2 separate regions of the Homo sapiens genome follow, and region 2 is linked to region 1. The links are chromatin loops, found by intact Hi-C in ENCODE. Cell type or tissue: Calu3. All regions are shown on one strand. Links, peaks and the distances in the headings refer to the core of each region. The heading gives the core; the rest is flanking DNA. Region 1 holds the start of LOC107985454 (a long non-coding RNA gene). Region 2 holds the start of LOC107985232 (a long non-coding RNA gene).

Region 1 (15,696 bases), core at 7,192-15,191:
AAATAATTACAGTTATGCTGTTAATGAGTAGGTTACATATAACTCCCCAAGTTACCTTTAAGAAAAAAAAGAGATGGAGGTCTCCCTTTGTAATCAGGGCTGGAGTGCAATAGTGCGATCATAGCCAACTGTAACCTCCAACTCCAGGGCTCAAGGGATCCTCCTGCATTAACCTCCCAATTATCAAATTGCTTTCTGAATGCATAGTCATGATTTTTAATTTCAGTCATGTATTTTATTTCTTTAATTTGGGGGGGCCTTTGGGTTTAGAGAGTAGCGTTAATCATCCTCCTCTGTTCCTGGAGTATAATTATCATCATTCTTTGCAGTCATTTTCTTGTATTATTATTTTATTTTTTCTTCATTATTCAGGTCCTTATTCCTATCTCTCTAACCAGCACTGGAGTGCTCAATCTGTGGCCTTGAGTATGCATGTGTCTGTGAGGAATAGTGCATTTTCTATATATGGCATTTGATAAAATTATGCAGAATTTAAAACATTTACAAAAAAGGAAGGCCTGATACATCTCTGTGTACCTATCACTCAGTTGCAACAATTATCAACTCATGGCTAATTTCTTTTTCCTGTATATTGTTTTCCTACTCTTCTCCAGATTTTTAAAGCAAATCCCAGATATAATATAGTTTAATCTATAAATATTTCAGTATGTATTTCTAAAAGATAAAAACTCTTCCTTTTGAAAACTTTGCATCAGGAACCAAAGGAGGCCCAATACATTACAACTGGTTAACATATTTCTTAAATCTCTTTTAGCCTATAGGTTCCCATTCTATTCCTTTTTGTCTTTGGCGGTTTTTTATTCTTAAAGAAACTCAGTCATTTGTCTATTTATTTCTAACAACTGTTTTGTTGATTGCATCCTTGTGATAGTGCCTGACATGTTCCTCTGTCTCCTCTGTAAATTAGAAGTTAGATCTGGAGGTTTGACCAGATTTAGGTTCAATGTAGGGGAGGCCAGACTACATTATAGGTAGAACCATGTCCTTCCATCAGAGGGGATGTGACGTCTAGTTGTCTTGTGATGTGAGTAGCCCTTAATGGTCATTCTTTATATTTAATTCCTTAGAAAATGCAAAATGAGCATAACCTAGTTTTCTCATGTCTGTTTTTGTTTGTTAGCTGAAATACTACTGAAAGGGAAACTTTTGTTCATCAACTTTCCCTCATCAGTTTGTGTAGGAAAAGTAGAATAAATGCTTGACTCTTTCTTTTTATTAACAGTTTTTAAAAGAATGAGTTGATTTCCCAGGGTAATCAATGAAATTTTTTTAAAACAAATATTGTAGTGAATTCATAGATTTAAACTAATTTAATGTGTTTCAATCAACTGTAGTTACTTTCCTTAATGGTTCTCAAATTGCCCCTTCCTTGGCTAGCAGGAAACTATTCAAGTTGGCTCCTGAGTTCCTTTGACGTGAATATAGAAGTCTTACTTTCTGAGAAGTTTGCTAGATATTGTTAAATTCTTATCCCCAGGAGGTTATATCATTTTGCCTTCCCACAAGATTTGCCAGCAGAATGTGATTTTGAAATTAGGTTTTTACTAATTTAATTGGTGAGAGATGATATCTCAGTGTAGTTTTAACTTGCTTTTCTCTTATTATGACTGAGGATGAACATCTTTTCATATTAGGAGCTATTTGCATTTTTTCCTATGAACTATCAGTTCATATCTTTATTATACATTACATTTTATTATATATTGTATATTAAATTAAAAATGTTTTGGCCTCTTTATTTTTAGAAGGTCTTCATATATTAAGAACAGTAACCTTTTGTTTATGAATAAATTGTGAACAGTTTTTCCTATTTTGCCATTTGTCTTTTTTCTTTTTTTTTGCCATGCAAAAGTTAAAAAAATGTATGTAATAAAATTTATCAATTTTTAAAATTGCTTCTGGGTTTGAGTCATAGGAAGGTTTTTCCTACTGCAAGATTATAGAGGAACTCACCCATGTTTTCTCCAAATATTTGTTGGTTTCATTTTTTAATATTTAAATCTCAGATCTGTTTGGAATTCATTCTGGAATACAGGTTAACCCATTTACGCCTAGTGTTCCATTACTGGAACGCTAAGCATGGGGGAGTTATTTATATCCTACTGCTCAAGGTCATTGCCAAGGTCTGCTTTTTCACTCATGCAAAAATTCAAAAAATTGCAACCTCTGGCATAGTAATGGATCCGATCTTATCTTTTTCCATGTGGTTATACAGTTATACGACTTAGTAGAAAGTCTACATTTCCTCTGGTACTTTGAGATGCTGTCTTTAGCATATATTAAATGTTCATACACAGTGGGGTCATTTTCCAGATTTTATTTTCTGTTCATGTGACAATACCAGTGAATTTTAATTATGGAGACTTATGGTAGGGTTGAATTCTAACAGGACTACTCTTCCCCTCTCACTCACCTCAAACCATTGTTCTTAATTTTTAGATTTTTCCTGGTGATTCTTGCTTGTTCTTACATTTTTTTTTTTTTGAGAGTTTTGCTCATGTTGCCCAGGCTGGTGTGCAATGGTGCGATCTCAGCTTACTGCAACCTCCGCCTCCTGGGTTCAAGCAATTCTCTTGCCTCAGCCTCCTGAATAGCTGGGATTACAGGCGCCTGCCACCATGCCAGGACAATTTTTTTTTTTTTTATTTTTAATAGAGACGGGGTTTCTTCATGTTGCCCAGGCTGATCTCAAACTCCTGAGCTCAAGTGATCCACCCACCTCAGCCTTCCAAAGTTCTGGGATTACAGGTGTGAGCCACAGCTCCCGGCCACAAATGAACTTTATATTATACTTGTCTAACTCAAGATAAAAAATTATTTGATGATATTTGTTATTGAGATTGCATTACACTTAGAAGACATAAAAAATGGAATTTTTAGGATGGTAAGTCTTCCGATTGAAAAACATGATATCTCATTTCATTTATTCAAGTCTACTTTTGTTTCTTCCAGGTTGTTTTGTAGTTTTCCTCATATAAGTTTTGGCCTAGGTATTTTATTTTTGCTATAGTAAAATGAGGTTTTCTCTTTCATTAGACTTTGAATTGGGTTTCTTTGCATATAATAATTTTAATTCTTGCTACCTTACTAAGTTTTCTTATAATTTTGGTAGTTTTTCTATTGATTCTTTGCAATTTTTGAGATTATATTATATGTAAATAGACTTTACCTCTGTCATTTCAATTCTTATTCCTCTAGATTCTTTCTCTTATCCAACTGGATTAATTTAAACACAATGTTAAATAGAGGAAGAGATAGTGCTTGTCTTGTCTTGTTCCCGACTTTTGTAGAAACACCTTTGGTTGTTTCCATTTGGTAAGATGCTGGATTTGGGTTTTTGTCTGTTGGTTTCTTTTGTTTGTCTATAACCCCCTCTTTTCTCTCCCTTTTCTTTCACTGAATCTATTTTGAAGTAATAGTCATTTACTCCCAATAAATTCCTATAAGGCAATCAGTGAGCTTATTTTATTCTTCACATATTCTTTCCAACATCCTTCTATTTTTTAATTGTTGTATCACATGGAAATTGTCACATAGCTTTAACACACTACTTTTCATATTCTTATGTGTTCTCCCTTGTAATAATTTAGTCAGAGTCTTACTAATAAATCCACATTTAATATTAAATAATTATTTTCTAGTTGTTTGCTACTAAGTATAAAAGTGGAATTACTTTTTGTATATAGACCTTGTATCTTACAACCTTGCTAAATTTGTTAATAAGTTCTAACAACTGTTTTATAGTTTCCTATAAAACTTTCTACGTAAACAATCATGTCTATTTCATTGCAGATATTCCCTACCTCTTAATTCATTACAAGCATATGTTCCTTTACCTCACTGAGCATAGTTATACTGTATAAAATTGCTTTAAATTCCTCACCTGAGAATCCTAACATCTGGGTCATCTCAGGGTTGGCATCATGTTGATTATTTTTTTCCCTTGAGAATGGCTCACATCTTCCTGAGTCTTATTTGTTGAATAATTTTGGATCGTAGCCTGGACACTGTGAATATTATGTTGTAAAGACTCTGCATTCTGTTATATTTCTCCAAGGAGTGTTGACATTTTGTTTTAGCAGACAATTAACTTGATTTAGACTCAGAATGCCAACTCTTGTGCCTGTGTTAGGTAGTGGCTCAGATCTCTGGTCAGTTCTTGAAGTCACAGCAGTCAGTCAGCTGCTTTCAGTTTGTTCCATGTATGTGTGATTCAGAAGTCAGTCAGAGACTTGGGCTAGGTCTATACATACAATTTGAGATTCTCTTGTTCTTGTTCTCTTCTTTCTGGGGTTTACTCTTATTTTCCAGAAGCTTTGGTTGTCCTGGTTCCTCTGGTTAGAAAGATGATGGACTTTTTACCAGAATTTAAGCCGTTCCGCACCAGTGTTGCTGCAAATGTGGTCTCCCTCAGGGTAAAGCCACAATAAGCAAGGAACTCACTCCAGCCTGGCCACTTGCTTCGAATTTCACTCACCTCCAAAATATGCCTGCCTTTGTTTCAGTCCTTAGAGTTCTCAGGTAACTTTTTGTTGTATTTATTTTCTAAGAGTTTATAGATGCTGTTTGACTTGGCAAGAGTTCACTCTTTTATACCAGAAGCGGAACTTCTCTTAGTACAGGTTGAGTATCCCTTATCTGAAATCCACGGGACCAGAAGTGTTTCGGATTTTGGATATTTTCAGATTTTGGAATATTTGCATATACATAATGAGATATCTTGGGGATGGGACCTAAGTCTAAATATGAAATTTATTTATGTTTCATATACACCTAGCCTGAAGGTAATTCTATACAATATACTTTAATAATTTTGTCCATGAAACAAAATTCCTGTACGTTGAACTGCTGGAAAGCAAAGGTGTCAGGTGTGGAATTTTCCACTTGTGGTGTCATGTCAGTGTTCAGAAAGTTTCAGATTTTGGAGTATTTTAGATTTTGCATTTTTGCATTAAGGATCCTCAACCTGTACTTTAAAAAATGTTGAAAGTGTCAAGTTCAGGAGGAAGTCCAGTCTCTGGAGCAGGCCCAGATGGGATTAGTTTTGATCCTAATAATCCTTCAACAGTGATTTCTCTACTCCCCTATAGCAAAGCCTGCCTTTTCTGGGTTGAGGCTGATGGTGAAGCTCACGTTTTAATGATGAGTACTTCTCCATAGGAGAATTTTCTGCCTCTTAGGTTCTGAGCCTCACTATGGCCACTGCTAGCCACTTGGAGCTAGATGGAATCAGGGCAGTGTCAGGTGTCACATCTCCCATCTATGAGCCCACAGGACTGTGCTCAGCAAGCATCCCAGTCTGCAGAGCAGGTGTAGAGTTGAGATGGCAACATCTTCTTAAATCTCCCATATATGAGATTGCCCTTCAGTCTGACAGCAAGAGGACCACCTTACCTCCAGCGGGGGAATATTGTGTCTACAAAAGCACAGGGAAAAGGGATCAAAAATGGAGGTCTGTTCCCTGAATCCTGGGAAATGCAATCACTGGATCCTGCCATATTTTCTGCCTCTCGTGTAACTTTCACACTAAGTTGTAGTCTCTTTCAAATATACCATTTCTTTCATAAAGCCTTTTGAGATTGTCAATAATCTCACTTAAAAAATCTCTCCAAGAACTGAGTATTTGTGGACTATGTTATCCCCTGTTTTGTCCTCTAATAATTTCATATGTACATGTCCTGTCTTCTCTATCAGTCTGTAATAATTTTCAGGGCTGGATCCCATTTCTTGAACAATTTATCTACCTATCAGTGCCTAACATAGGACATGTTATTAGAGTAAAATTGGTTTGAACTTGAAACCAGGAACACATTTTGACAGCTCAGAGCTCTGGGTTTGCAGTAGAAAATAATGTCTGTGAATTTATGTCTGTAAATTTCACTGTAGGTGGTCACAGAGCAATTTTAAGAGTCGAGGGCTCCAAGTTTGCAGTGCAGAATATTAGGAGTAAATCTTTAAAAGAAACAAGTAAATGATGGACCTGTGTGTCTGAAGATTTCAATTTAAGTAGAGGGGCTTAAAGCCAAGATGAGGATTATCAAGAAAGCAAATATGGCTATTTCAACAGGATTTAACCAAGTTAAATCCTGGGGCATGATCCTGGCATTTTAATTGAAATTAAAATTTAACATCAATGAAGTAAGAACACAGCACTGAATAAGAGTGGCACTTTAGTCTCATCCTGTACACAAAATGTCAGCCTGACTTTTTCTCCCGGAAGGTTCTGTGAGACCAAGGAATTTTCTAAGCAGGGTGTCTCTAGATCAGCAACGAGTGTTACATTATTGTTATTCTAGTCACAGATGGTTTTTAGACATTCTGTGTCCATCAGTTTGTTTCCTGACCTAACAGGATATACTATTTACATTGTCTTGCTGGGAGTGCTATCAGCCTTGTTATGTTCCATAGGCCTTTTCTCCTGATCCATCTTGTGAATAGTCCTCACTGATTTCTCCCTCCACTGAAGTCCTAGCACTTATCGTCCATGCTGCCCACGGACTCATCAAGTCATAATGTCTTGTCTTTGATGCCCACCTGGTTCAACTCACTCACCTTACACATGAGAAAACCAAGGCCCAGAGTGCCGTAGTCAGTTTCCTAAGGTCATGCAGTAATTTGATAGCAAAATTGTGATTAGAATCTGAGTCTTCACAGTTTGGTATGCTTCCACCTCCATGGCACTGCTCACATTTACTATTATAAACATATAATAATAGAAATAATAATAAAATGATAATGTGGTATGTTTGTATAATGCTTTGTGCCTCATTTATTATATTATTATTATTTTTTACTTCTATCAAGACAGTACTGATTTGGTTAGAGGGCCAGTTCTTACAATATTTGGTCCCTAGAATTGAGCTCTATTTACAAAAAAGTCTTTTTAAAAAAACTAACAAATTGTATTTGTGATGCACAACATGATGTTTTGAAATATGTCTACATTATGGAAAGGTTCAATTGTAAGCTCTGTTTTTGGGTGGGAGCACTTATTAGGATTTTCCATGGCCCAGAGAGACTGTACCGACTCTGTCCTCCTTCCCTGGTTATGCCTCTGTGCTTACCAAGCAGCCTTCCGAGGACTCATGTGGTCTTGCAGATACACTGATAGGAAGGAGGTAAGCTGGCTGGAGAATTTGAGTACATTACTTCAGGCCTCGGAAAGAATAACTCCCTGAGTAAATTAATAAACCGGCATTCTAGTTTCTCAGTCTCTGGAAACTTTGGCTTATGTGAACTATCCCCTGAGACTGGTTAATTTGGAGGGGACAGACAGAACTGTGTTTTAGAAGCTGCTCAGCCGAGATCAGATCTTCGCTGATGATGGCTCTGCCGGGCCATGACTGTGTTGTAGGGCTTGTCTTAGGAACTGCAAGTGGGCCAGCTAATCACAGTTTTATGATGAGCTACTTGATTTCTGGTTCCGTTTGGTACGCCCCATTTTATGCAGAGCTAAGGCACTTTCACAGGCTGGGTTTCGTACTCACAAAGCTTGATTACAACGTCAGCCCAAAAACAGCCCAAGAGGACCGCCGAGGCAATCCTAGACAGCTGTGAGACAAAGGGGATGCCCGGCTTTTAATTCAGGTGAGGGCAGATTCCAGTTAGAAAAAAATCCTGAAGCCAACGAGAATTTGCTACCATTTATCAAACAATCTCATTCTCCAGAAATCTCATTCTCACCTATATTTAGGACAAACAGTAAGTGGGCCTGTTACTGTGCCATCAGCTCAAACCACCCCAAAACTCAGAGGCTTAAAACAACGATCATTTATTCTCAGGGACCAGCAGGTGAGCTGGGGCAGCTTTCCTTCAGGCTACAGTGGTGGCATAGCTCTTCTTCATGCATCCCTCCTGCTCCTCCTGGGACTGGTGGGCCAAGCTGGGCATGTTCCTTCCATGGTGGAGTCACAGGGGCAGGTGAGACAGCCCTAATGTGCAAGCACACCTCAAGCCCCTGCTTTCTCGTGTCTGCTGCATCCCTTGGGCCAAAGCAAGTTACATGGCTGAGCCCAGCTTCAAAGGCCAGGGACGGTTCCCTGCCTTCTTGTGGGAGGAGCTGCCAGTTTTACACAGCAAAGAGTGTGGACACAGGGAGGGCTGGAGGACTGAAGACATTAAGACAAGCAATCCCCAGGGCCAGCTGCTATTTGGAATTCTTGGTGACAGGTTTTTGTTATTCATCGTCCCTGGGAAAGGTTTATCTACATGATGAGGTCCTTTTAAAAGAGAATGTGGTAACAGTTTGGCAGTTCCTCAAAAAGTTAAATGTGGAATTACCATATGACCCAGCAATTCCACTTCTGGGTATATCCCCAAAAGAATGGAAAGCAGGGACTTATATAGACACTAGGACCTCAATGTTCACTACAGCATTATTCACAATGGCCAAAAGGTGGAAACAATCCAAATGTTCATTGAAAGATGATTGGATGAGCAAAATGTGGTATGTACATCCAATGGATTAGTATTCAGTCTTAAAAAGGAGGGAAATTCTTACACATGCTACAACATGAATGAACCTTGAAAACATTATGGTGAGTGAAATAAATCAGACACAAGGGATATGTGTGGGATGAAAAATACTGTATGAATCCACTTAACATGAGGTACGTAGAGTAGTCAAATCCATAGAGACAGAAAGTGGAATTGTGGTTGCCAGGGGCTGGGGACAGGGGGAATGGAGTAATGGTTTAATAGGTACAGAGTTTCTGTTGGGGAAGATGGAAGTTCTGTAGGTGGAGGGTGGTGATGGTTGAACGATGTGAATGTACTTAATGCCACGAATTGTATACTTTAAAATGATTAAAAGGGTGAGTTTTATGTTATATATATTTTATGTTGGCTTGGTCATCAGATCTTCAGAGAGACCTGGGGCATCAGATATGCAGAGAGGGTGTGAAGATCCTGCCATCCATTCTAGTATGAAGGCCTGTGTGTCTCAAAGATGAGGAGAGAAGGAAGCTCAGGTCTGAAATATTTGGATTAAATATGCTTATGAAATTTTTATTTGCAGAATTAAATCCATTTGGCCAGGCTAGAAGTTTGCTCACTTTGTAGAAACTGACTCAAGCTTGTATACGAAAAGTCCTGGGAAATGGTAGGATTCAGCACCTGAGGAGGTAAAATGAGGGCAATCTGGGGGCTAATAAGACTGTGGTTTCTTTTCTCACCTTTTGTTAAATGGGTAACATAACAGATGCATGGGGAAGGATGGTGGACCCAATAAAGCCAGCAAAGTAACAATGAAGCCAATATGAGTGCTTAATGACACCTGCAGAGCTTGTCAGGGACTACGCAAGGTTTTGATGGGAGAGATGCCCAAACCTTCCTCTTATGATGGTTGGACTATTAGTATGTTTTCTGAGAAGAGAAAGCTAATGGGTGCCTCAAAACCTACCAGCTTCTGGTGTAGAAGGAGGTAGGTTCACCTGTCTAAATATATGTGCTTTTCCTTTTTTCCTTCCCAAATATGCTCTTCAGAAATATGCCAATGACATTGATATCTCAGTGTGGTGAAGGAGGAAGGAGGCACTTGTCTTTAACCTTGACAACTGAAGAGGACTTCCTTTGTGCAAAGGTTCTGTGCCTTTATTGTTTTCTGTTTTCTCCCTGTCTCTTCTGTCCCTTATCTCCCTGGACTTGGAAAGAGAGAGATTCTAAATGGCCACCTTTCTATGTGTGACAACATTTTTAGGGTATCCACCTGGGAGGACAGGGTTGGCACATGCTGAGGAAGCAGTACATTGTCTAATCAGTTGTACCTGCTGTTAGACCTGCCTCTAGGATACAGCATGGGCTTGGGATGAGAATATCTTTTCTTTCCTTTTTTTTTTTTTTTTTTAAGATGGTGTGTCACTCTGTTGCCTGGGCTGGAGTGCAGTGGTGCGATCTTGGCTCACTGCGATATCTGCCTCCCGGATTCAAGTGATTTTCCTGCCTCAGCCTTCTGAGTAGCTGGGATTACAGGTGCCCACCACTACGCCCAGCTAATTTTTTGTATTTTTAGTAGAGAAGGGGTGTCACCATGTTGGCCAGGCTGGTCTTGAACTCCTGACTTTGTGATTCGCCTTCCTTGGCCTCCCAAAGTACTGGGATTACAGGCATGAGCCACTTTCTTTCTCTGATGACTCATGTGGTCTTTGCTTGAGAATTCTGGGCCTTGGCAAGTTGTGTACCATTAGGCTCTCTGAATAGACAGACCACCATTGTCTGCGTTCCCTGGAGATGTGGAACTAAATGTTATTTCCTTGGTCTTGGCCTTTCCCTCAAGCAAATACAGCCTCATGAAATTCTGGGTATGACCAGAGTCCCAAGAACCATAGGCCTGGGTGTCCAGCCATGGTTCCTGAGGGCAGAACAATAGAAATATTGCAGAACAGACCCAGCAGCAACCAGATCAAAGGCCCAAGGAGGGCAACCGACAAGGCTGCCTGTGGTCCTAGGTAATGGAAAGTGAAGGGACATTTGGTGAGTCATCACCAGAGCATCCATGGGGCTCGGGCAGAGGCTGCTGGGAGCACTGCCTGCTGTAGTCCAGGACCATCCCTTCCTGATCAATGGAAATGCATTCCTGCTTGTTCTAGTCTGGTGCCAAAGATGAACTCTCCCACTTCCCCCTCCTTTTACTCTAAACATCCCACAGGGACAGAATAAATAATGATTCAGATCAGTTGTCCTCAGAGTGGAGACCTGTCAGAGATCTCTCAGGAATGATGTGTAAACAGGGATGGGAAAATGAAAACTAGAAAAGCCTCAGGTGGGCTGTTAGAGAGGCATGAAGGCACCTGTGGCAAAACAGTTCACAGACTGTGATGGTTTTGGAAAACTATGGTTACTTTTTCTAAAATAGTCAATATGTGTGGATTTTCAGGATTAAAATTTGCAACCTTCCCTGAAAGGTAGGGAGGTGGTACTCAGACTTCTGTGTAATTGCAGTGTTAGGAGGGTGCATGGGAAGTTATCTTCCCTATTTCGTTGTCTTCAGGCAAGACCAACCAAGGCACCTGACTCAATTCCAGCCCATTTAAAAAAATCTCCATTTAAAAAATTGCTTGGCTTGTTTTTATTATAATGTTTATTGAATATTTTCTATGTACTATGTTCTTGACAGGCATCATCTCCTTTAATCCTTGCAATCACCCTATGAGAAAGGTATTGCTATTATCCACATTATACAGACAAGAAAACCGAGGCCTAGAAAGGTTAAATCACTTGCCCAAACCCACGTGTTGTTTGCTTAGTGGCTGCTCTGGCAGTGAGCCTGGCATCTGACTCCAGAGCCTTAGCCTGGAGCACTGCTTGGGAGCCGTTCCTCAGGGTCTCGCTTTGGTGTACCTTCTGCAGTTTTGTCTCAGGACACCATAACAAAGTGCCACAGATTGGGTGGCTTAGACAATTGAAATTTATTTTCTCACACTTCTGGAGGCTAGATGTCTGAGATCAAGGTGCTGACAAGCTTGGTTGCCTGACTTTGCTAGCATGCTGTTCTTAGACTTCCAGCCTCCATGGCTGTAAGAAATAAATTTCTGTTGTTTATAAGCCACCCAGTCCATGGTACTTTGTTATAGCAGCCTGAACTGACTAAGGCAATAACCATTTAAAGGTCCCCTGGGAAGGGACATGGAGTGGAGAGGAGATACCAGTGTTGGAGCCCTGTCCCCATTCCTGTGGGCTTATGCTGGTCTGGGCCCTTAGATTTTATTCTCTCGGAGATTCTTATGAATTAGTAAATATGGTTTTTCTTTCCCATTATAGGGTGGTTGTCTTTCTTGCATAGAGGAGAGGGGATGGGTGTATATGATCTTGGCTGCTCCTAGACCTTAATTAGCCTGAGACTTTTCCAGGGTAACCCATCTGTTGAAGTCAGAGTTTTCCATTTCAGAATTTTATCTCTTTCCAAGGTACAGCCAGAGCCCTAGGAAGGGTACGACTCTATTACAATATACTCGACTTGAAACTGTAACTAAAAATGATGGTGATGAATTGCAGACAGAGCAAGCAAGTGAGCGAGAGAGCATGCAGGAGTGAGCAAGCAGCATCTGTTGAATGGTGAACCCCAAGAGTTCAATTACCCCAGTTCTCGCTGCAGAAGGTAACCATGGAAACCTCATAATCCAAAGCATCACCAGTCTCCGAGCAAAATACACACACAACACACACACACACACACACACACACACACACACACACACACGCATGCCTCAAGAGGGCAGTATGTATGTATGCGTATGTGTGCATATGCCTATGTTTCAGTTATTGTGTATGAGGGGTGTGTTTGTGTGATACTTGACAGTTTGCGTTGTGTGTATATCACATGGAATTAGTATGGGCATTTGCTGCCATGCTTTCCGGTTCTGTTCTCAGAGGTGGTGAAAGAGTGCAGATTTGTCCCAATGTTTGGGTGCTGCACTCAAAGATGGTTAGAACGTGGGAGAGGACGTGCAACTTCGGTTTAGTGGAGGGTAATGTGGTGGCAGGGTTTGGGCATGTAGGAAGGCTTTTAACTTATTTTTTTCCCATGTCAGGTTTCTATTGCACAAAAGGGTACAGGATTGAATTTTTTACCGGCTGGGAGTTATATTCCTGTGGAATGGGGAAACTCAGTGTGGATCCATATCGAACTTCTCAAACAATCTAATGCGGATGTAAATCCAGGTTTGGGGGTATCATTTTTACAAAGCAGTGTCTTTTTTCAGGGTATGTGCTGGTCTTTTTGTATTTTTTCTCTTTTCTAGCTTCCTGCTTTAAACCTCATCCTTTTTTCTTAAGCTTGGGGCTAGCTGCGTATTGCATGAGGGATATGTGAATGTTGCACTTGGGGAGGGGGTGGTAGGGACAACTCATGAACATCTGCTAATGAAATATGTCACTCAGTATGTGCACAATATCAAGAAGACTGTGTGTCACTTGGCAGATCTTTGAGTGTAAGGCAGCTCCGTCTGGATTAAGAATTATTTGTGTGTGGGGGGGGTGGCTATATGAAGACTGGGACTTCAGATAGGCATTCCTACGTTTCTGAGTGATGAATGGGGCGGGGGGGCACACACCATGCAAAACCTGGCCCTGTGTTAGAGGTTGTCTCAACTTAATGGTAGCTCTGTGCACACAAGTATAAGGGCTTATGTGTACGTGTGTTTACCAGCTCTGTCCCTCCCGCTTTGTGTGATGTATGAATGAAAGAGAATTCATTAGGAGGCATTGGGAAGAAACCCTGTCTTTTAAATTCTTGCCTTTCATTCACATTTATAGCTGAGGGTTTTTAAAGTATAGAGGTCTTATTTGTCCATAAAAAGATGATTACCAAAAGAATATTTTATTTTCTGTTTTTAAAGCAAGCTGCTTCCTGGATGACTGAAATCCACATTGGCATCTCCCAGCAGCGGCTTGAAACACTGCCCACATGGCCCATGTGCCTCTGGTAGCACTATCCCAGCCTCCGTCTGCTCCCAGGAAGAAAGGGCCAGGCTAAAAGGCTGGGAGACATTGGATGTTAGGCAGTTGCTTGTAGCTCTGACACCATGAAAGGAATTCCTAGCACTGGATGTGTAAAGTTACCTTTTAGGTTTGCCCAAATGGCACCAGGGCAACCCCAGAGATGGGCTGAAGAGAACCACCCACTTGGCATTGATCACTTTCCCCATTCCTGCTGTTGCCCATCCTCATTTCCTTCAGGAGCTGGGTTGTCCACCCAGAATGTCTGAAAGATACCCTTGCTCTTGGCCCCCCACCTCCTCAAAACAGTCCAGGGAGGAGGAGGTCTCCTTCCCTCTCTCTGCTATAGTACGGGGGGGGGGTGCTCCTGCCCAGGCTTCCTACCCTGTGCTCCTTCCAGGGCATGTCTTGAGTGTTTAACAAGCAATGATTCAGAAACCTGTGGCTTTAGTTTATTTACATTTTCATATATCTACTTTTTAAGTTCATTCCAAATGGTAGATTCTGGAGATACGGCAATGAAGAAGGCACTCTTTTTGCCCTTAGTGAGCTCACACGCTAGTCAAAGTGCCAACAAATAAAAAGGCAGTTATAGTACTATACAGTGAGATAAGATCCAATAGGGGTTAACCCAGGACACTATGGGAGCTTCTAAGAGGGGCACTAGCCCTGTTTTGGGGAGCAGGGAGGTTTATTAGAAGAGCTGATGTCTGATCAGTAATCTAAAGGGTGAAGGGGAATTATCTGGGTAAAGGGAGGTAATGGGATGCTTTCCAGCAAGGGGGAATGAAGTATTTGTTAGAAACATAACTGCTTCACAGGTGAAACCTCATGGCAAATGGTATTCATGAGAGATAAAAACTGAGGGGTTCGGGGGGAGAGAGAGAGAGATGGAGAAGTACAGGAAGCAAACAAACACGCAGAGGGAGGGAGAGACAGAGACAGATGGGCAGAGAGGAAAAGCTGGATGGTCGGGAGATGGCGAGACAGAGAGAGGACCACAGAATCATGCATTGTTAGGGCCAGAGGGAACCAGAGCAGACATCCACAAGCCCCTCATTTTAAAGATAAGAAAATGGAGGCAAAGAAAGGCTAAATAATTTGCCAGAGTCCCAAAGGTGTTTAGTTGGAATGCTGAGTGAGGAAACTAGATCTCCAGCTTCCAGTGGGTTGCAGAAAGAGGAGACAGAGGGAGACACGTAGGGCGAGAGCAAAGTCAGAGATGGAGGGAAGAAAGCTAGGTAAAAGCACGGCTGGCTGAGATTCACTGGCGTCTCACTGTCAGGATTATGGTGTGGAGTGAAAGCAGGGAAAGTTTAGATGACAACTCAGCTGGGTTTCTTTCTTTTCCTTTCCCCTCTACCTTTTCCTCTTTCTCACTTTCTCTTTCCCTTTCCAACCACATCTTGCCTACAACTAGATGTCAGGGAACTGGTTGCCATGGCTACTAAATAGCATTCGCGCAAGCTGAATTATTAAACCAGGGTCTTTTCTTTGAAGCCCTGGTCCCAGTATGAAGTCCCGTTAGGGGGCGTCATGTGGGGCATAGGTCTGAGCCAGGGTGCTTTCTTGCAGGTCTGGCTGAAAACCGAGAGGACAGGGAGGGCATCTTGGGCACTGGGCTCTTTCCCTTGCTAGATGTATAGAGGTCTGGGGGTGGGGGGAGGTGCACCAGCGCGGGTGGAGGGATGGAGGGAGACAGGCCCTGTGTGCTGCTGAGAAGAATTCCTGCATCCCAGCCTGGTTCCCCTACCTCCTCTGTCTAGAGCAGCAGCCACAACTCATTCAAATGGGACAAGAACAAAAACCAATCTTTTTGTTATGTCTGAAAGGACACCATATCGTTCTAAGTAGTTGTTACTTGTGGCCAGGGAAGGAAGAAATAAAATGGCAGGTATGTCCGGGGGATCATACTTGGGCATCTGGCATTGAGCCCCCTGCATGGATAGGTAAAGGGAATGGGTTGTGGGATCATCTTGTTGGTGAGCATCCCATGCTCCCAATTGTGTGAATGCATTGTCAGAGATAGTCTTGTTTGTGGGTACAATTGCTGTTTGTTTTGACGGTGGAGAGGAGCGGGTATGGACACTCTGCTCTTTAGAAGATTCCAAGCCAGGAAAACCATCAGCCGTCTGGTATCCTAGCTCTTTAAACTTTTTCATTAAAAACAAAAAAAACCCACACATAGTAGAGTGAATGCTCCTGCTACGGGCTGAGGGGAGAAGGCCTGGGTGGCTGGTA
Region 2 (15,696 bases), core at 5,058-13,057, 110 kb after region 1:
CTGGAAAGTCCTTGGACATGCTCAGTTATCTCTTCATGCTACCTCACAGGTCGCATGTGAAAATTCTTGAGGACTTAGTATGAAACATGTCATGGAAGTTCAGGCTGTGGTGTCAGCAGGCTTGTTCTGCAGACGCCAGTAGGCCAGGCCATCTTGGTTCCAACCGATGTCAGCCAGTTTTTTCTTGATCTCACGTTGTGGGGAATTTCAGCATTTCTGCAAGTTGTTTCTTTTCTTATCTGCCATTCTGCAAGCTCAAGAATATCTGTTAGTCATTGGTTTCTTACTCTTTGGGGCACAGTTTCAGCTTCAGCTTTTCAGCAGGTTGTTTCTTTTCTTATCTGCTATCCTGTAAGCCAAAGAATGTAGTCATTGGCCTCTTTAACTCTTTGGGGCACGGTTTCACTAATACACTGTCTGGCACTCATGTTTCATCATCAGCAAAGTCCTGTTCATCCTCCTCATCTTCTCTGGAAGTCCCCTTCACTCTCTTATTTCTGCTGGAGCCTCCCCCCAGGAATGCGGCTTGCTCTGCAGCTGCCTCATGTGACAGCTGCTTTCCCTTCCACGCTGCCTTGGACCCTGGAGTCTAGAGAAGCAATTTGCTCCTCACTATTGCTTCCAGACCATTACTCCCCTCTCCTGTCCTAAAAATGCCAGCTGTGGCGTGCATGTCATCAGATAATACCACCTACTACCCCTCGTTGCCACCATCTACAAACTCCCAAGTCACTTGCTTCATTCCAGGAAGAATGGGTTAGCCCTGGGTTTACTGCCTCTCTTCCCCACGTCTTCAGCTGCTGGCAGTTCTTAGTGATTTCAGTATCCATGTAGATGACCCTTCCTGCACCCTGACCTCTTGGTTCCTTAGCCCCTTCTGTTTGGTGACTTTGCCTTCTTGCTTCCTGCTGACAGCTCACCTCCATGGTCTGCCTGGACATTGTCGTAACTGCATTACTCCATAATCTCGGTTTCAAGCATCCCACTGTGTGATCACCCCCTCTTTTCTCTCCACTCCCTCTAGTGCTCAGTTCCCAAGATTCTTTAATCTTACTGCATCCACAAGACACTGATCCTATTACCTTTTCACTATCCCCTTCCCCAGTCATGTCACCATTTCCCATCTTATCAAACTGAACTCCATCATAAGCACCAAACATATTTTCCAGATAAAATAGTGACCTTTCACTTGAAGTCTCCTCCTACCCTCTCAAGCTCTTTCTTCTACCAACTTCTAAGATAGAATGAATCATCCACAAAGGGCAAGAATGCTGGAGCTCAAGTTGGTTTCTAGTGTACTTCATGCTTCACCATCATTATAATCTCCTTATTTTCACCCTCAACTTTGTTGTCCCTCTGCTGCTTTGTTATACCTTGTCTGGCAAGACTTCAGCCCTGCTAAATCCCACTTTCCCCTATTCTTCATGTACATATGGGCAGGTGACCATAGCTATAGAAAAAGTCACAACCACGCCGATTGACCTCACTGTGAATTGATGACTGCCACCTCCAGTTGGCCCTTAGTCCTGCCCAGAAATCTTACTACTTTTCCCTTTTCTATTCACTCTCACACTCCTCTAGAGATTATTTCACATGCTTTTCCCTTAACTCTCAAATCCCATCATTTCCTGCCAGCTCGCTCCTAGCTCATGACTACAATTGCCTTCCTACTTCACTGGGAAAATAGCAGCAATCAGGAGAGGCATGTACAGGCTCCATCCACTGCACTGACCGCCTGCTGCATCTGGTCCCTGGTACCAGGCCTTTACCTTCTGTTACTGTGGACTGACCACCCCTCAAGTTCCATGTGGAGTCTGTTGCCCATGTAGAGAAAAATGAGCCCCTTTGTTTATTCTGTCTCCATTTTTTTTTCTTACAATTTTCTCTGGAACCCATTCCAATCAGGTCTTTGTCCCAGGCAAACAAACAGCTGTTGACATGGTGACATTGGCCTTCCCAAGGCAGAATCCAATGGGTGTTCCTTCGTGTCCATCTTCCTTGACCTAGCAGCAACATTTGATCACTTCCTCTTTCTTGAAACTCTTTTGTCCTTATTTTTTATATTTTATGTTTTTTTAGAGACAGGATTTTGCCGTGTTGCCCAGACTGATCTCAAACTCTTGGCCTCAAGTAATCCTCCTGCCTCAGCCTCCTGAGCTAGGAGTACAGGTGAAAGTGTTTTGTCACATGGCTTTTACGATACCCACTCTTGGTTCTCCTCCTATGTTGTGGGTTGCTTCTCAATCTCTTGCTAGTTTCCACTTCCTTTTCCCAATCCTTACTAAACACTGGATGTCCCAGGGCTTGGTCCTCAGCCTGTTCTCTTCTCACCAGTGCTTACTTCCTAGTGCTCTTGCCCAGTCCCAGACCTTTGGTTAGCATCGTATACTGCTGACCTCTAAATTGGTGTCTGTACTCAGGACCTCTTCCCTGAATTTAAGATACCACCCACTTATTCACCATCTTTACTTGTACATCCATCGACATCTCAAGCTGAACATGTCTAACATCAAAATATTGATTTCTCTCCAAACCTGCTTCTCTTGTAGTTTTCTCTTTCATTAAACCTACATTTTTTCTGTTGCTGGGGCCAGAAATGTTGAAGTCATTTTGATTCTCACATTGACACTCAATTCTTGCCAATCCCCAGTGTCTCCCCCCTCAAAATGTATCAGATCACCATTCACCACCTCTGCTGCTGTCTCCCTGGTCCAAGCACCTTTTATTATTTTTATTCCACACACGTATATGATACTAGATGCCCAGCACTATTCTAGGTACTTTATAAATATTAATTAATTTATCCATGTAATAATTGATTGAAGCTGGTACCATTATTACCATTATTGTCCCCATTTTTGCACTTGGGGGATAGAGAGTTTAAGTCACTTGCCCAAGATCATAATGTCAACCACCTCTTAATGAGCCTCCCTGCCTCTGCCCCTCCCTGCTAGACTCTGTTTCCCCAACTGCAGCTAAAGATCCTTACTTTTTCTTTTTTGATTCACAAAGGATTTAGAAAGGTAGAACAAGTAGTTTCTGTCCAAGAGTCTTAAGAAATATTTCATATCAGTCCTTAGCTCAGTGCATGATTTCCATCTTCTCCCTCTTCCCCCTGCCCAGCCAGCCTCCTAAAGATGCATGAATGTCTTTGGTTTGATTTCTTCATCTTTCCCCTTAACTCATTCTGCACTGGCTACACTGGTCCCTTGTTATGCCTTGAATGTACTCAGACCTCCCACATCAGGCCTCTGCCTTTTGCTGGTCCCTTTGCCTAGAATGCTTTTCCCATTTATCAGGATGGCTCCTCTCTCATTTCATTTAGGTTTCTGCTCAGAGAGAACTTCCTGATCACCCTATTTAAATAGCATTCCCCCATTGTCACTCTCTTTCCCTCTTTATTTTGCTTTATTTTTCATCATAGCCCTTATTGTTTCCCCAACGGACACACAAACACACACACATACATACAAGCACAGATATTTTGCACTGGAGTGCAAGCTTCTTGAAAGCAGGGCCTTTGTCTTACCTTCAGGGTCCAAAACAGTGCCTAGTGTGCAGTTGACTCACAATAAGTGTTTGCTGAAAGAATGATGAAGTAAACATATTGAGGGGAATTGATATCCATTCTAATCAGCTAAGTTCCAGGGAAGGAGGCAGCTGAGTTCCCTGTGTCCACTGTGTGGTTGTACAGGTTGCTGACTGCAGAGTCCTCCAGTTGAATAGTCAGCAGTGGAAGTGGGGAGTCTGTTCTCTGCCCCACTTCAGGGCTGCCCAGGATCTGCATGCACTTTGTAGAGATGGAAATTTTTCCTCCCTTCTGTCTCCTGCCTTTCAGCTTCTCCTGACTTATGTTCTTTAGACAGGATCCCTTTGGCTCTAGGACAGGGGCAGCCTGGTCCTTTCCCAGGGCTTGGATTTACTGTAGTGGGAAATCAGGCAGGGTTCTCTGTGGGCAGCCCTGACAGCATCTTGCTCCTCCCAAGGCCCTGTCCACTGCTTATACAGGTGAAAGCCTGGGACACATACCACCAGCTTTACAAATCCTGTCTCCTAGACACTGAGTCAGGACCCTGGTGATAGTGAAACAGACTAGAAACCAACCTGGGAGGTCTCCTGCATTTTTTTTTTGTCTTTGGCTGGGTAAGCCAAATGCTGATGGGAGAAGGAGTACTTTAGGTGATTTCAGATGAAGCAGATTTTCTTGTACAGAATGTTGTTTTCCTAAGAACCTATTTAAAGGTTTCCTCAGGCCCACTTTTCAGGTGATGAGGACCTCTTGGTTAGCACCAAGTGTTTATTGTGTACTAAGTTTTATAACTTTAGCAAGTGGGCATGTCACAATGTTTTACTAATACTTTAATATAGTTCTCTCCAGCTTAAAACATTTTTCATACATATGATCTCATCTGAGCCTCACAATGACCTCATGAATTAGCTGTTATTATTTATAATTTACAGGAGAGAAAAATGAGCTCCGAAGTTAGAGGTGGTACTAGGTCAAAAACCTATGTCTTGATAATGACTGCCACCATTTATTGAGCACTGGCTATATGGTAGGTGATTTGCATGTATTATTTATTCTAATGGAAATAATAGGTACCATGATGAAGAACAGAAACATTTTGTATGGCACTATTATTGCATATGGGTCTGGAAGAAAGGAAATTATGTGTAACTTTAAAGTCTGCGTAGGTTGGTATGACTTACTCTATAAAGAGGGAGGGGGTATTTCCATAATCATAGTACTTAGCACACTACATTGTAATTGCCTGTTTACATGTCTGTGTCCCCCACTAGATTGTAAGCAGAGAAGTCTGTCTGCTCCCCATTGTGTCTCCTTTACTTAGTACTGTGTTGGGCACATAATAGGCACTCAGTAGACATTTGCAGATGAAAAACAACAACAACAACAGCAACAACATGATTTTTCATATTGGGAAACTGAGGCTTGATAAGGTTAAGTTACCTGCCCAGTATCACAGAGCCAGTGAGGATTCACTCCAGGTCCTCTAATTCCGAAGCCCATGTTTGTTCTACTGAGCCATCCTACTCACTGGTGTCCCTACAGTAACTGGCACAGCACTGGGTAAATGACGGGAACTCAGTTCATGCTTGAATTCTTGCAATGCTACTTGTAAATTGTGGGCTTGGGCACTTTGTAACCTCCGCATTTTTTGAGTAGAGGAGAGAAATAATACCTACCTTGCAAGCCTGTTGCAAAGTTTGACCACATTTATTAGATCATATAGTCTGGTGGGGGGTCCTCAAAATGTTGATGAGCACCAGGGTTATTCTGGGCCTCTTCTCTGCCTACAGCCTCCCTGGGTGACCTCACCAGGTCCACATATCTGCAGATGACTCTCAAATGTAAATTTCCAAAGAACCCTTGACTCTTGAAGCCAAATGCTTGTCTGGCATCTCTGCACTGTTGTCTATCTAATCAGCTTCTAAAACATAATGTGGCTAGAACAAAACTCCTGATCCTCTTCTGATCCTGTCTGGCCCCTCATTTTTCCTTATCTCAGTAAATGGCACCACTATTTCTCCAGTTGTCCGAGCCAAATATTCTCATTATCTTTTATTTCTCTCCATTTTTCCTCACTTCTGATCAGTGGTAAGCCCTGTCAATAACATCTCCCAAACATATCCCAAGTCCAAACACTTCTCCATCCCCACTGCTACCAATCTCTTCCAAGCCACTATCCTTTGGACCATTGCAATGGCCTGCTAACGTGTCTTTGCATCTTTGTTTCCCTAGAATAAGAGAATGTGATCTATTGACACAACAGGCAGGGACAATATGAACTCTTTTTGCTGGCTCATAAAGCCCTATCCGACCTGAGCTTTGCTTAACTCCTGGCCTCATCTACTCTCTCCCTTGTTCCCTGTGCTCCTGCCCACTCGCCTTTTATTTAGGCTATGCCTGTTTATGTCTCTACCCTGGCTCCTGCCGTTGCCTGGAATATTTCTCCAGATCTCAACAGGGTTGGTTCATTCTTGCCATTTGGACCTTAGCTCAAATGATACTTCCTCAGAGAGGCTGTCCTTCATCACACAGTCTAAAATAGACACCTGGTCACTGTGCCATATCACCTATGCAGTTGACCACCAACCCCCACAAGAATGTTGGTGCCGTGAGATCAGTGATTTGACTGCCTCGTTCACTCCATATCCCCAGTGCTGAGGGCAATGCTGACATATGGGCCCTCAGTAATTATTTGTGAATGAATATTTATGAATGTTCCGTAACAGTGGCTATGGTTATAGTTACGATCTATGTGTTCACCTGGCCTCTGATAGCCCTAGCCATACCAAACGGTCTAGTCCAGGAAGCTCAGGACACCACTGGCTCTAGGTCTAGACCAGGGTCAGCCCCTGGGGTGTGGAGATTCATGAGCTGTAAAACACAGGTTGGTTAACTTACAGGTTGTATGAGAACTGTCCTCCTTCAAGCTATTGTTTGATCACCACAGAGCCATGTCTTATTTGACTTTGGGTAAGATATCCAACCTTTGTGGGCCTCATTTTGCTCTTTTGCTAGATTGTGGATGAGTACAGCAACCTTTTTGAATTGTTATGAAGGAAAAACAGCATGTAAAGTACTTAGTCCGATGCTTGGTTGTTTTTCTCCTTGATGTCTGGTTCCTCACCTTCAGGAGCCTGTCACTTGCTATCACTTATAGTTTAACCAAAACATTAGATTGTGAATCTAACAATAGAAGCCTGCAACTTCTTGTCTACCGAGAAAGTGTACAAGAACTGCTAACTCATGCCCCCATGCCTAGCAACATGGCTTTCTCAACTTTGAAAGGATTAGAGTCATCCGTTGGTCTTAGGAACCAAAAACATTGATGCAACTCCAAATAAAAGTAGCAAACATGTATTTTTCCACTACCATAATAACCCTAATCCCCTTAATCTTACCCATCATTACTACCTTAGCCAACCCCTATAAAAAAGGTTCATATCCAAATTACGTAAAAACATCTATCGCATGTGCCTTCATCATCAGCCTCATCCCTACAACAATGTTTATATGTACAGATCAAGAAGTCATTATCTCAAACTGACAGGCATCAGAGGTTTGCCGAAGCCCAAGGTGCAGAGGTTGTAGTTAGGCTTGGGATCAGCTGTATACATCAACGGACCACAGCAGCATGTGGGAGACTACAGGAGGGAATGCACAGTGCCTGGCACAAGGTCAACAGTCAGTGCATATGAGCCATTATTATGATCATTATTATTATTCATCTGGTCTAGCTGCTTCATTTACAGGTGAGGAAGCTGGGGTCCTGAGAGCCTGGGTGACTGCTGGTGCTTTATGTGAAGGTCAGTGGACTGTGGTGAGTGACAAGGTAGGAGGAACCAGTCCTGCAAGTCCCACCCACTTCTGTCTCATGTGCCCTGCAGCTATGCTGACTTAGTAGGGGTGATCACATTCAAACAACAGTCTCACTGGCATTCACACCGCATTCAGCATCAGCAACATATTCTGTAAGGCAACACCTGTCTCAACCTTGAAGCTTTATGGGTGAATTTAAGGGCCATTGGGCCAATTTTTTTTTTTTTTTTGCTGGCCTTTTGAAAGGCGGCCAGCCTCCTGCAGATCTAGTGAGACTAAGTGGAGACCTCAGTCCACATGCTGCCACCTGCTGCCAGCATCAGACATCACTCGGGTTGTTAGAATACAGGAATCTGTGGAACCACTATTGCCAAAAGGGTGCATGGCAGAATTTGTTCTTATATATGAGTGCTTTGTTGAATTATCGGATATTTTAATTTTATTTAAATGTGTATGTTTTTAGAGGGGGCAGGAAGTCTCCAGGTCACTGTATTCCCCACCATTCCCTACTGCCTTAGGGCTATTAGAGGACTGACTTGGTCCTGAAGGCACCTGAGTTTGCAGGTCTGCAAAATCCAACCTTCTCACTCAGAGACGAGGCATTTCAGGATCCTAGGGCTGTAGTATAACAGGGTTGCAGAAACCAAAACATATGCCAGTGGAACACAGAAATCATGAGCCTTCAACACACTGGGTTATCACTAACCAACAGCAAGTTTGAAAACCACCAGCCAAGAAGAGACCGGAGCACATGCCCTGCTTTCTTGGAATTCTGAGCAGAGCAGGAAGGTGCAGAGAATCCAGAGAATTGGGCTTCCCTTAGGAACTGACACAATTTGGGTGATTTCTAGAGATTTGCTTTAAGATGATCCTTTGGGGAACTTCAGCACACACCCTTGAATTTTCCTTACCTGTCCTCCCGGGATTAGAAAAAAGAGGCTGTTTCTAGATCTGGTCTCTGGTGACTCGCCTTTCCCTTCAACCTTCCGCAGTTCTAGAAATGCTTCCCTAGAGAACTGGGTTTGAGAATAAACAAGGTGGTGCGCGAGCAGCGCGGTTTTCTGTGCTTGCAGTGGAGACCGCCTGTGACAAGGAGGGTCCTGTACTGGGAAGGAGGGGGACTGGCCCCCTGCTAAGTGCCTGGCGACTCTCATCTCTTGCAGAGAACGAATGCATAACCTCTCTGCCACTCCCTTTCTCTTTCTGAAGCCATTGGATGCCCTGAGAGAAAGCAGAGGGTTTCCATCTTTTCCAGAGCACAGTGCTGGGAGCAAGGGCTGGGGGAGATCTGTTGTCCCAGTTCTTCCCTTCTAAGGCAGGCCTTGGGGGAGGACTCTCCCCCAAGACTCTGCAGCCTGGTGCTCAAGCCGGATCGGCCCGTTCTGTGCTTCCTTTTGTGGTACCATCAGAGTCTCCTCCCTGTTTGGAGGCTCAGGTGAATCAGTCCCCTCTCTCCCACCCTGCCCTTGCGCTGGGCTGCCTCCACTCTGCTCCCATGGCCATATCTGTAGAAGGAGGCTCTTCAGTCTTCTGAACATGTCAAGATTCGGAAATTCTGCCCCCAGCCACCTTTTTGAAGAAAATGGGAAAAGCGGCGCCCTCTAGCGCCAGCTGCTCAATTTGTTTTCCCTCTTTTTCAGAAGAGATATTTTTTCTTCTTTTATGGTGCCCCCAAGTGGTTGTTTCTGTGTATTGCAGCCGCAGTCTCACTGGGATGCTTTCCGCTGTGTAGCTGGAGGGGCTGGGGCAGCCTGGTGGTCAGCACTCACATCACAAGAAAGGAAAGCGAAGCCAGGAGGAGAAGGGCCTTGGCAGGGCACGATGAGCGCCCCGAGACTCCCACCGCAGTCCAGGGCCTTCCCCCTCCCTGACCACTGGCAACCCCTTGCCATCTTTAAGGGCTTGCCTGGACCCATGGCTGCAAATGAGCCAAAGGCGTTTTCCTCTTGGATGTGAGGGGATGGGTGAAGACACGTGCAGAAAAGGAAGTGCTCATTGTGGAGGAGGTGAACATAATTGGAGGAATTCGCTTTGGCCTTTTTGGCTGAAAAAAATATTTATGAAATTGCTGTACACCCCCGCTCCCCCCCCCGACCCCAAGCAGAGTTAGACACCTATAGAATTCCAGGCACCGATGAAAAGACCTTTAAAATTAATCGCACATAACTTCTCATTGAAGGTGCAGGTGAGAAGGCTGAGGCGCAGAGAAGGAGGTGGGCGTGGGGCACCCTTCTGAGGACCCCACCTCAGCCGCTCATACCCCAGCCACACTGTCCTCCTTCTCTTCTCTTCTGCTTTTAGCTCCTTTAACCATCTTTCTCTTCCTCTTTTTCTCTCGAAGCCTGTAGCAGGGAGGGAATGAAGGCATGCAGGGTTGGCGTGTGAGTGAGGAAGAGGGCTTGTCCCCCTTTCCCCTCTGTCCCTGCCCCCGCCTCTCCTGGGGACCTCCTTGCAGACCCTCTGCAGCTGTGCTCACATCCCACTACTCAGCCTCACTGCTGTTCTAAAAAGGCAGCATTACTGCCTGCTGATCAGGTGATGAGGAACCTGCAACCCTTCCCAAATTTATAAAGAAAACAGAGGAATTCAGTAAATTCTCTTTCTGCTCTTGGAGTAGGACAGACCAGTGGTCAGTTCTGGGGACAGTGCTCCTGGTGTGGAGACAGTGTTGGCTGGACACACCCAGCTTGGGTGCACTGGGGTCAGGTGGTCAGGTCTAACTGCATCCCCCTCCTGTCACTCCATCTCAACAATTCCCCAACCCAGTCCTACCCCATCTCAACCCTTCCTCAACCCAACCTCTCTCCATCTCAAGTCCTCCCCATTTCAGCCACTATCCGTCTCAAGCCCTTCCTATGTCAACCCTTATCAATTAAACTCCTCCTCATCTGAACCCTTCCCTAACTCAACCCAGCTCATCTCAACCCCTTCCCATCTCAACCGCTTCCCATCTCAGCCACTTCACAACTCAACCCCTTCACAACTCAACCCCATTCCCATCATGGCCCCATCACAACTCAACCCCTTCCCATCTCATTCCCTTCAAAACTCAACCCCTTCCTGTCTCAACCCCTTCACAACTCAACCCCTTAACAACAGAACCCCTTCCCATCTCAACCACTTCACAACTTAACCCCTTCACAACTCAATCCCTTCCCATCTCAACCCCTTCCCAACTCAACCCCTTCCCATCTCAACCCCTTCCCATCTCTACCCCTTTACAATTCAACCCCTTCACAACTCAACCCCTTCCCATCTCAACCCCTTCCCATCTCAACCCCTTCACAACTCAGCCCCTTCCCGTCTCAACCCCTGTCAATCTCAACCCCTTCACAACTCAACCCCTTCCTATTTCAACCCCTTCCCATCTCAACTCCTTCCCATCTAAACCCCTTCACATGTCAACCCCTTCACAACTCAACCCCTTCACATCTCAACCCCTTCACAACTCAACCCCTTCCCATCTCAACCCTTCACAGCTCAACCGCTGCCCATCTCAACCCCTTCACAACTCAACCCCTTCCCATCTCAACCCTTTCCCATCTCAGCCCCTTCCCACCTCAGCTTCTTCACATCTCTACCCCTTCCCATCTCAACCCCTTCACAACTCAACCCCTTCCTTACTCAATCCCTTCCTATCTCAACCCCTTCACAACTCAACCCCTCTCCATCTCAGTGTCTCCCCAACTTGACCCTTCAACATCTCAACCACACTCATCTCAACGCCTCCCTATTTCACCCTCTCCCCATCTCAAGCCTACCTCATCTGAACTCTACCCATCTCACCACACCCATCTCAACCCTCACCCATCTCAACCTCTGCCCCATCTCAACCTCACTCATCTCAACTCCTTCCCTATCTCTACCCCTGCCCGTCCCAACCCCTCCCATCTCAATTCCACCGCCATCTCAACTCCTCCCCCATCTTAACCCCTCCTCACCTCATTCCTTCTCCATCTCAACCCCCTCCACCTCAACTTCTCCCTCATCTCAGCCTCTTCCTCATCCTAACCCCTCCCACCTCAACCCTTCCCCATCTCAAGACTTCCCCATCTCAACTGCTCTCTACCTCAACTCCTCCTCCATCTCAACCCCTCCCCAACTTCAACCCCTCCCCCACCTCAACTCCTCTCCAACTTCAACCCTTCCCCCACCTCAACTCCTCTACCATTGCAACTCCTCCCCCATCTCAACTCCTCCTCCATCTCAACCCCTCCCCCACCTCAACCTCTCCCCATCTCAACTCCTCTCTCATCTCAGCCCCTCCCCCAGCTGCCATCTGTTATGGTTGCTTCTTTCCCCTGTGTTTATACTTAAGCTGGGAAAAATTCCCCCTCCCTCCCTCCCTCCTCCCCTTCCCTCTTTCTGTGATGAACATGAAATTATATTACACATATAGGTCTTTGTTTTGCTCTTATTCTTTTAGTTTTTAAAAATTACAGGATATGGTGTGCATCTTTCTTTGGCCATTTCTGGAAAGATGTCCATAACATCTCTTTCACGCTGCAGAGTATTCCTCAGCATGACTGAACCACAGTTTATTCCAGCAACCCTATCAATGGATGTTCCCAGTTGCTTTGCAGTTACCAGCTGTGCTGTAGTAAGCCTCCCCTACATGCCTTTAGGATGTGCACTTTCATTTCTGTAGGGTCAAGTCCTAGAAGTGGGACTGTGGACAAGTCTTTCCCACGCTATGCCCTCACTCTCCGGAGGACTGGCACTTCTCTCAACACCCCTCCTCAGCATCTCAGCCTCAAATTGAAATGTGAACTTTCACAGTCTGTGTTATCTCTCTGGCCCCACTGGAGAGGCCCGATGAATTAATAATATGCCAGCAGGAAACAGAGAGATGGAGTTATTAATTGTCAGTCCATGAGCCCACCCTCTCAAGGTCCTAATTAGCATGCTGACAGCTTCGGTTTTATCCAGAGCTAGGGCAAGGCTCTGGGGACACTGTGGCTCAGCTAGGGGCATCCGGCACAGAGTGGAGAGCCCTGGTGCCTTTCTGGGTGGGGTGGAGGGGCGCTTGCAAGAGGCTTGTGAATTCAGAAGTTCCTTCAGGGATCCCTTTGTGCCTGCTGTGGGGTAGGGGAGAGAAACAGGCTGGGAGTGGGGGCAGGAATGGGAGTTTTAGTGTCCAGGTGGTGGTGATGGTTGGTGTGTGCTGCTCTTGGGCCCCAGTGGTGGGTTTGTGATTCTGGTTCTGCTGCAGGACAGTGACACTCACCAAGCTGTGTTGGGTGTAGTTGTCTCAGGGAGGTGCCTGCTTTCAAACCAAAGTTCCTTTGATGGGGAGGACTGACCCCAGGAAGACTGATTGCGTATCAATATTACTCTAACCCATGGCCCTCTTTCATAACATGCACACTCCTGGAAAGGATATCATTAAATCTGGCATTGGTGCATGGCCAGGCTCACATAGGGTTGCTCAAGAAATGTTGCTGTAAAGGAGGCCGGGTGCGGTGGCTCATGCCTGTAATCCCAGCACTTTGGGAGGTTGAAGTGGGTGGATCATTTGAGGTCAGGAGTTCAAGACCAGCCTGGCCAATATGGTGAAACCCCATCTCTACTAAAAATATAAAAATTAGCTGGGCATGGTGGCACACGCCTGTAATCCCAGCTATTTGGGAGGCTGAGGCAAGAGAATCGCTTGAACCTGGGAAGCAGAGGTTACAGTCAACCGAGATCACAACACTGCACTCCAACCTGGGCAACAGAGTGAGATTCCATCTTAAAAAAAACAAAAAAGAATTGTTTCTGTAAAGGAAACTACCTATAGGAAGCTGCGTGACCTTGGCCAGGCCTCTTCACCTCTCTGGGCCCTTTTTAATGTGGATTAGAGGTGGTCCTTATTTTGGTTTGCTCCATACTGGGCAGCCAGAACCATCTAGAACACCAGCCAGGACTTGCTCCCCAAGGGTGCTCCTCTGTTGCGGTGCCTGCCTCTCTGCCCAATCTCTCTCCACACAGTGGAGGCTCTGAGTCTTTCCTACTTTGAGCCCTCATCTCCACCAGCATCTATGCGTAGCTCTGCTGTCTCAGGCGCCTCTCAAGAAGTTTCAGGCAGCAGAGTTGGTGGAAGCTGAAAAGTCATTTGAATTAGTTTGCCTGGGTCTATTGCTCAGGAGCCTGGGCACATCTCTTAACCTTTCTGGGGCTGAGGACACCAGCATTCAGGGTTGTGTGTGAGGTGCTTAGTATGATTATTACTCATGTTTGTTATTAGGCTCTGTCCTGCTTCCCCCAGGCTGTGGCCGGGAAGACAGAACAGCCATTTACACAGTAAGCTGCCCAATGACCCTGCCTTTCCCATTCCCAGTCTGCTTTTAAAAAATATGGGTGTCTAGACCCCAACCCTCAAAGATTCAGATCAGTTCATCTTAGGTGAAGTTTTAACAGGAAGATGTATATAGATGTATATATTTTACAAGCTCTTCAGGTGATTGATTAGTTTAAGAACCATTGATTGAGACCCATGGCAACTGGGCGGGCAGGTACCTTGTGCTCATGGGGCCTGCCCAGCCAGACACAGCCTTTTTCAGGAGCAAATCCCCCTATCTCCCTTTTGGGACACAGCAGACTGTCTGAGATCATCTGATGACCTCTACATACTCTTTTCTGGGACTAAGCTGCCTTTCTGGATCAGTTAGAAGGCAACTGGAACATCTCTGAAAGGTTCTGGATCTCTGTGCACATACAGTAAGGGGACAGAGCTCATTCTGTGACAGTCTTACCAATGCACCACAATGTAGCAGTCTCTCGTTGTAAGGCATCACCCGGAGTTCTTCGTTTCATGACCAAAAAAATTAAGGAGTGTGGACAAAGGGTGAGGTTAGAACGAAAGTTTAATAAGCAAAAGAAGAAAGTCCTCTGCCACAGAGGGGACCCGAAAGAGGGTTGCCTTTTTACAGTTGAATTCAAAAGCTTTTATAAGAAACTCCCCTCATCTCTGTAGCTGTTTGTGTAATTCCCCTTATCTGTGCAGCTGCGGGCATGTCCTTAGGCAAGCACAAAGCACAGCTTCTCTTGTTCGGGTTACTGTGGTTATGTTTTGGGTAGGTCCCCCACCTCCCTGTGCAAGTTCCCATGGAGCCCACTGTGTACATGCCCGAAAAGAGGAGGAAACCTTTCTGTGGGAGCCCACTGATTACACCAAGAACAAAGGCTGCTATGTTGGGCCTTACTTGCTTGTCTGTGCAGCTGCAGCCTGAGTTTTCCCCAGGCTGCTCTATTTGTGCCTGTAGCTTGATTTTTCAGGCTGTCTTTCATTTTGAAAGAATTTTACCAAAGACAAGCTTTAGCTGTCTGCCCAACTAGTTTTTCCTTTTCTCCTCCCTCAACTGGATCATAACTTATGACTCTGAGGCTGAGTCCTGGGATAGTTGGATGTAGAGGGGGCATTATCTGGATTTGAACCCAGTAATTCTTAGCTGTCTGATATTACATAAGTTACTTAGCCTTCCTGAACCTCACTTTCACCATCTATAGGACAATATGTGCTTTGCAATAATAACATTAGATTTCTAGAAACACACACACATGCATAACACCAGGAACAAATTTTCCTATAACTTATTTTATTGATTTCTTTTACATATATGAAATAGAAAAATGATATTCCAAAGAATTATACCTCTCAATTTTTTTTAGGAAAAATGTTTAAAAAATAAAAAAAAAAGAATTCAAATTGTGCAAGTAAAACAAAAGGTAAATTGGAGCTCTGCTTTAAAGTAAATTTCAATAGAAGATTGTTGTTGTTTTCTTTAAGTAAGAAGCTGAAATTGCGGAGTGAGTTTTGATGTGGCAGTGTGTATGCTGTCTTGGTTATCCAGCTGTTTTGACTCGGTTTTGATGGCAACATATACTGACCATGAAACTCAGAGGTAAGTAATTTCACCATTTTGAAGACACCCACAGCTCTTGACATTTTCAAAGGGTGGTTCCCAAAATAGGAGTTCTTTTGAGATGGCATTGGTATATTCCAGGGTGATGGATGCCAGAGATTGGCTGGGTGGCTTGATCTGGGTTGCAGACAGTTAAAAGTTAAAGAAAAGTAGGGTAGCTTCTACTTCCTTCATGACCTGGTCCAGGATATTAACAGACATGCCAGTGGACCTGGGTGCTTGATGTTACTTAACACAGGTATCATTTCCACTTTTTCCCTCTGCTCCAAGCCACAGGGAAACTCAGCCATTTCCAGGGCCCTTGGTTTCAGGAAGGTCTCTGCAGTTGCATGGAGCCTGCTTTGCCTGGCATTCTGCAGGATTCTTTAGTACAAGGATTTTGACTGGGTCAAATCAGAGATTTGGGCAAATTCCTGCATTTTAAAATAGTCTTCTCCTAAAACCCTT

What was found. Peaks named below come from ENCODE experiments on the same cell type or tissue, not always from the same donor. Only the 100,000 strongest peaks of a DNase experiment are listed, where the experiment ranks them.
Region 2: a loop joins it to region 1, with 2.2 times the contacts of the local background. A loop is called at or near these places in 10 of 110 quality-filtered maps.

Annotation. Positions count from the first base shown.
Region 1 is chr1:181,300,244-181,315,939 of GRCh38, forward strand. LOC107985454 (a long non-coding RNA gene) reads left to right here and starts at 8,970. Exons shown (of 3, transcript XR_001737809.1): 1 at 8,970-9,143; 2 at 9,505-9,601; 3 at 12,013-12,085. RefSeq lists an enhancer at 7,978-8,478. In Calu3, for the core only: no CTCF peak of the experiment used is centred there; a DNase peak (open chromatin) is centred at 10,488.
Region 2 is chr1:181,416,104-181,431,799 of GRCh38, forward strand. It overlaps LOC107985232 (a long non-coding RNA gene), which reads left to right and starts at 3,638. Exons shown (of 3, transcript XR_001738319.2): 1 at 3,638-7,332; 2 at 15,114-15,228. It also overlaps a transcript of CACNA1E not described here. RefSeq lists enhancers at 7,641-7,690, 8,670-8,759, 14,199-14,478. In Calu3, for the core only: CTCF peaks have their summits at 7,688 (motif pointing left) and 8,983 (motif pointing left); DNase peaks (open chromatin) are centred at 7,648 and 8,988.